2 separate regions of the Mus musculus genome follow, and region 2 is linked to region 1. The links are chromatin loops, found by intact Hi-C in ENCODE. Cell type or tissue: left cerebral cortex. All regions are shown on one strand. Links, peaks and the distances in the headings refer to the core of each region. The heading gives the core; the rest is flanking DNA. Region 1 holds the start of Foxd2 (forkhead box D2). Region 2 overlaps Dmbx1 (diencephalon/mesencephalon homeobox 1).

Region 1 (2,896 bases), core at 121-2,620:
CCGCCACCCGCACCACCGCCGGCGTCCGTCTTGAGGCCCTGACGCAGGAGTGCAGTGGACAGGCTAGCCGCTGTGCCAGCTGCGGGGGGACTCAAGGACGCGGGGTAGAAAGCCTTGGCGCAACCCAGCTCTGCGCCTAGGAAGGCAGGCAGCCCTGCGGGGCTCGGGCCAGATCCCGGGGCAGGCGCAGGGGCCGGCGCCGAGGCCGCGCTTGCGAAGACCGAGGCCGTCGGAGGTCCGGGAGGAGGCGCCGCGGCGCGGCCCGGGGGAACTGACAGCTGGCAAGGCGCGGTGGCGGCGAAGGCGAAGGCGTGCGGGTGCGGATGCGGGTGTGGGGCCGGGCCCGGTGGAGGTGCACCGTAGGCCGGGAGCGCCAGCCCGTAGCCGTAGCCGTAAGCGCCGTAAGCGGCGAAGCTCGAGAGGAAGGCGCCAGGGTCCCCGGCCGCGGCAGCCCCGCCACGCAACAGCAGCTCCGGGTGAGGATGCGGGTGTGGATGCGGTGGCGGCAGAGGCTGCCGCTTGAAGCGCTTGCGGCGCCGCAGGAAACTGCCGTTGTCGAACATGTCGGCCGACTCCGGGTCGAGCGTCCAGTAGTTGCCCTTGCCCGGGTTGCCCGGCTCGCGGGGGATCTTAACGAAGCAGTCGTTGAGGGAGAGGTTGTGGCGGATGCTATTCTGCCAGGCAGGGAACTTCTCCCGGTAGTAGGGGAAGCGGCCGCTGATGAACTCGCAGATCTCGCTCAGCGTCAGGCGCTTCTTGGGGCTCTGCAGGATGGCCATGGTGATGAGGGCGATGTACGAATAAGGTGGTTTCACCAGAGGGCTCCGTGTCGCCGCGCCCCCCGACGGCGGCCCGGGTCCCGGCCCCGGCCCCGTTGCGCCTCGGGCTGCCTGCACGCCGGGCCCCGGGCTTCCCGCTGCGGCCGCCGCCCCCCGGGGCGCTAGAGCGCGGGGCTCGCAGTCAGAGCAACCTCCCGACTCTTCCTCGTCCTCAGCCACGTCCGCCTCGGCTTCCTCCGGGGGAGGCTCGTGGCCGTGAGGGAGCACGTCCCGAGGGGCGCGGGGCCCGGAGCGGGCTGTGAGCTCCCCCCCACCGCTGCCGCCGCCCACCACGTCTATGTCTGCGTCGGGCTCAGACAGCGCGGCCGGGGAGCTCTCGGAGGACATGATCTCGCAGCAGCAGCTGCCCAGGGTCATGGTGCCGCCGCCGCCGCCGCCGCCTCCTCCGCCGCCTCCTCCGCCGCCGCTCTCCGGCTCCGCTCGGCCCGCGGCTCCGGCTCCGCCGTGCTGCCTCTCCGACCAGTGTGTTTTGCGCGCGGGCGGGGAGGGGGCGGAGGACAGGGAGGGGATGTCCCCTAGCTCCTCAGCGCCCCCTGGTGTTGAAACTCTAGGACTTTCACCCTGCAGGGCGCACCCAACCGGTGCTGCCCCGGGACTAGAAAACCAGGCACTGGAGAAGAGCAGTAAAGCAGCCCGTTACTCGGTCGAATCTGGGCTTCTGGGCCCCTAGACACATAAGTGGGGCTTCAGGAGATTAGTCCCTCCCGCCTGGTGGCAGCCTAAGGCGGAAGAACTGTGGGCCCGGGGCGGAGCTCTCTGGGCAGGGTGGGGCGGGGAAGGAAGGGGGCGGGCAGAGGTCCTCTGCTCCCGGGCCCGGCGGGAACAAACTGCCGCGGTGGCGGGAGCTAGGCTCGCTTGGCTGGAGGCGGGTCATCCTTCTCCTCGCAGCTCCCGCAACCCCGTGGCTCCCTGGAGCCACCACCACCTTCAGTGCGCTCAGTTACTGGAAGTCAAAGCTTATGCCGGCGCAGCTGCATCTGGTGGTGGCAGTGGCTACAAACCTCCTCTCCTCATCTCCCCAAGGCGGCGCCCGGGCCACCCGGGCCGAAGCGCGGATGGATCGCCAGTGAGCCGAGATGGCCAGACCGACGCCGCGGACAAGGACCTACTGGAGGCTAAGGGAGTTCTGGAGGACAAGTGAAGAGAGTGATCCAGAGGAACAAACTCGGGCGCCGGAAGATCCTACTCAGATAGGTGAGAAATGTCTGCGGTGGTCCTCTCTTTCCCCTCCAAGGCCCTGGCCCTGCCACTGTCCCCAGGAAGACCGTCTGCTCTCACTCCTCTTAGTGATTCGTCTCCGCATTCGCCGCATTCTCCGCACACCCACAGGTCCTTAGCTTGGGTTTGCAGGATTGATTTTTTTTTTTTTTTTTTTTTTTTTGTCTCAGCATCTCAATCTTTATAATTGTCTCTCTTGACCCCCGTGCATATCCTGCGGAAACTGAGTTTTCCTGGATGTTTGTTCCTAAGTCTAACAATCCCGCTCTTAATTTCCGGATTTAGAGACTCTTACAACAGAACTCTCACGGAGATGTCCCCCCGAAGAAACTTAACCTCATCCCTGGGCCAGTGTTGCCCTTTTATCTGGGGACTTTCTCCACAGAAGGTTGGTCCAGTATGCTTTTTCTGCTAGCCAGATTCTTTTGCCCATCTTTATCCCTCTTCCCTACTCTTCCTCTAGGACCCAGAAACAAGTTGCTCAGGTTTATACTGAGCCCATTTCAACCTCTTGGGGCTGGAAGGGATTGGGAGAAGGTAAGAACTGGACAGAGGCTGGCTGTTGCCTCAACAGCGCCTCACAGTGGCCAAGGCTCCAGCATAGGGGGCCTCAATACCTGCTGTGCACTCCCAGCGCTCTGTGACCCTCCTTAGGTAACTTCCTTTCAGGGCCCTACTTTCCTGGTGTGCACCGCAGGATTAAGAGCAGGACCGGGGGACTTAAACTGCTGGGATCCCAATTTTGGTTTCACCAGTTTCCAGCTGTCTCACCTGGCTAATTTTAATCTTTTTGCCTGACTCTTCCTCTAAAATAAAATTTAAAACACCTACCTCAAGCC
Region 2 (2,896 bases), core at 184-2,683, 1.0 Mb after region 1:
AGGGGGTGTGGAATGGGAACTCGGGCAAGGCGGAGAGTGCCTCCTCCAGGACTATGGCTGGGTAGAAGGGTAGGGTGCCTCTGCCAGGCTCCGGAGAAAGACAGAAATGGAGGGCGGACAAAAAGTTAGGCTCCGATGCCCTTGGGCTGTCAAGGTGAGGTCCCAAGTCCGGGCTGTCTCTCTGTGCCCAGTCGCCCCACGGGTTATCTGCGAGTGTCGGTGAAGGCTTAACCTGGGAGTGTGTGACTGTGTCTACCAGGGGATACTGAGAATTTGTGTCTAGATCTTTCTGCCTGTGTGACTTCAGTGTGCCAGGTCACTATAAGCCAGGAGTTCCACTCGGTGTGGCAGTCAATGTAGACTAACCCCTTTCTAATACAGGGAAGTGGGGGGGGGAGCACTACGTTATTTGGGGAGTGGGATTGCTGCAGCAACTGGATCTAGTTTTCCTCTTGCTTTCAAAGTCTGCTAGGAGCCCCAGCAATCCTTCCGGATCTGTGGATCTGTCGCTCCCCAACATCCCAGGCACCAAAATATCCTCAGCCAAAGCCAGGGCCCAGTACTCATTTCAGATCTAGCATGCCAGCCAGAGGTTCGGTGGAAACCCCCCTCCCAGCTCAGTCTCTGTGTGTTCAGACCACAAGCCTAACTCCAGTTACCTATTTTAAGCAGTGAATTTTGCTACCATGTGGAATCATAGTAACTTGAAAATAACAGAGAGGATTATCAAGGGGTCCCACAAGCACTCACCCGTAGCCCAGGAAACTGACCCCTGAGCCAACAGAGCCATCCTAAAGCTCACTTTCATTTGGCCTTCGCCTGGGACGGGTTTCCAATTCTTCGAACCTTTGCCCTTCAGTTCCACTTTCGACTGTGCAACCAAGTTCCTGCGTCCTTGCAGGAGTCTGTGCCCCTGAGGCCTGACGGGATGAGGTAAGGTGACCATCCCGTCCTGAGTTGCGGTGCTTTGCTTCTTATCCAAAGACTCCAACGTAGAGGAGAGAAATTGGAGCAAATTATCTGGATAATTTGCTCTCACTAGGCAGCAAATTTTACTTTTTCCCCCCTGACCACCCACCCACATACATAAGCACAGCTGGTTAGGGAAGAAGGGTAATAGAAACTTATCTTTAGGGGAGAGTGCCTTCCCCCTTCTAAAACCTAGATATGCAAGAAAATGAAGCGCGGATTCAAAAAATAAATAAAAAGAAAAAGAAAAGGAAAGAAAACTGAAAACAGAGCTCACTGCAACCCACTTAAAACGGATAGGCCACAGAATTTCCTTGGCCAGCGCCCTATAGAGAGAGCCAACCCGCCTGCGACGCACAGGATCCCTGGCACGGCACAAAAGAAGAAAATGACACGTCTCCCACTCCCACCTTCGCGAGGACAGACCGGGAGATTCTACAATTTCCACAACTACGCCTGCAACCTCAGTGGTGCGAAAACAGCCTGTTTGCCCCAAGGCCTATCCAGTAAGTAAAGCCCTCAGCTCTCTGCGACGTCCCCAAACCCAAGTTGCCTACAGAAAACCAGTACTAGTCCAGAAGACCCCTGGCCTCCCGTCCGTCCGCTTTTTTCTAAAACGAAAAAGTCCTTCTACCGCCCCAGGCAGAACCCTCGCTGAGGCTACACTAGAGGCCCCGCGGATTCCCAGCTTTGGAATGTTCCCAAAAAGGGAAAGGCGAAAGGCCCGGCCTCTAGATACAATTCTCCCAGAGCCTAGCCTTGGTTTCTCCGACAAGTCACTACACAACTGCACCACCGAGAGCCCTCAGCCCCCTACCAGGATTTGGTCCCCAGATTGATAGGAATTTGAGGAAGAAGATGTTTTCCCCCTAAGTGCTCTAAAGGCACCGCCCGGGCCTTGGAGGCCCCTGATCAGGGTCTGGGAACTTAAGAAACTTCAGCCAAGATCCAGAAAGGTCCATTAGAGGCCCTAGCTTGTCGCCGTCCAAGATGGGTTATGGCCACCGGAATGAGAGGCCCAGAGAGGAGAGACCCTGGCAGAGCCCTTCATTTTTTGATCCCTGCCTCCCAAACGCCGCCCCAGCCTGAATTCCCTGCTGGAGTTCGCCCGCTCCACGCCAGCTCCACGCCAAAACAGGCCGTGGGAGGCCAAACGAATTCCAGAGAACTAAGGCCGTTGCGGACCAAAAACCCACCTGAAAGATCCTAACCTGAGGTCGTGTCTACGAGGGCAGAGGCAGGCTAAGCGCCAAACCACCCCGGCCAAATAATTCGTGTAAAGTCGCAATCCCAGGAGACAAGGAGCCCTAGGTAGCCAGAAAGGATGAATTCTGAGCTAAATCCCAGTATTGCGGGGTACTCGGGAATAGGGACGCTGGGAGGTGTAGGTGGCCCTGCGGGATCCCGGGCAAGGAACCTGGGCGGAGGACCGCGCCCCCTCTCCAGCCTGGGCCGCGGGCTGCGTGACGCCTCGGGGCGCATCTGCTCTGCATTACCCTGACTACCCACCCCCCACCCGCCGCCCCCTTCCAAACTGAAAAAGGATTTGTCTCCGCTTAATATCCAAACCTTTTTTGTATTTATTTTTTTTCAGGGGCGAAGTAATATCTTCCAAATGAGGCAAAACCGTGACGGATCCGAAGCGTTCTCTGCGGGTGCCTGCGTCTCGCCGGCCGAGGCTTCCGTCTCCGCCTCAGCGCTTTTCTACCCACGACTTGCCCTCCTTTCTGCCTCGGAATTTCTAGTTCTTTCCTTCTGTCGCCCTGGCTTCGTGTCCGACCCTGGGGATCGCTCCGCTCCCTCTTTCTCCCCATGGAGCTCCCTCCTCCTGCCTCGGATCTCGTCTCCCCTAAGGCTTAAGTGTCTGTCGCCTTCCAAGTCTCTCACCCTCTTCAAACTTTCCGATCCGCCCACCGACTCCCAGACT

Evidence for each region. Hi-C counts contacts between places; a loop is a spot of excess contacts. Peaks named below come from ENCODE experiments on the same cell type or tissue, not always from the same donor. Only the 100,000 strongest peaks of a DNase experiment are listed, where the experiment ranks them.
Region 2: a loop joins it to region 1, with 5 times the contacts of the local background. A loop is called at or near these places in 8 of 42 quality-filtered maps.

Annotation. Positions count from the first base shown.
Region 1 is chr4:114,907,626-114,910,521 of GRCm38, forward strand. Foxd2 (forkhead box D2) reads right to left here and starts at 1,273. Exons shown (of 1, transcript NM_008593.3): 1 at 1-1,273. The coding sequence starts at 1,196. Foxd2os (forkhead box D2, opposite strand) reads left to right here and starts at 1,632. Exons shown (of 4, transcript NR_030721.2): 1 at 1,632-2,033. In left cerebral cortex, for the core only: a CTCF peak has its summit at 1,406 (motif pointing left); DNase peaks (open chromatin) are centred at 609 and 1,398; H3K4me3 peaks cover 1,944 bases.
Region 2 is chr4:115,936,877-115,939,772 of GRCm38, forward strand. The region is part of intron 1 of Dmbx1 (diencephalon/mesencephalon homeobox 1); the gene reads right to left. Among named protein-coding and RNA genes, the nearest start is that of Dmbx1, 1.6 kb to the right of the region's middle. In left cerebral cortex, for the core only: no CTCF peak of the experiment used is centred there; DNase peaks (open chromatin) are centred at 1,431, 2,104 and 2,225.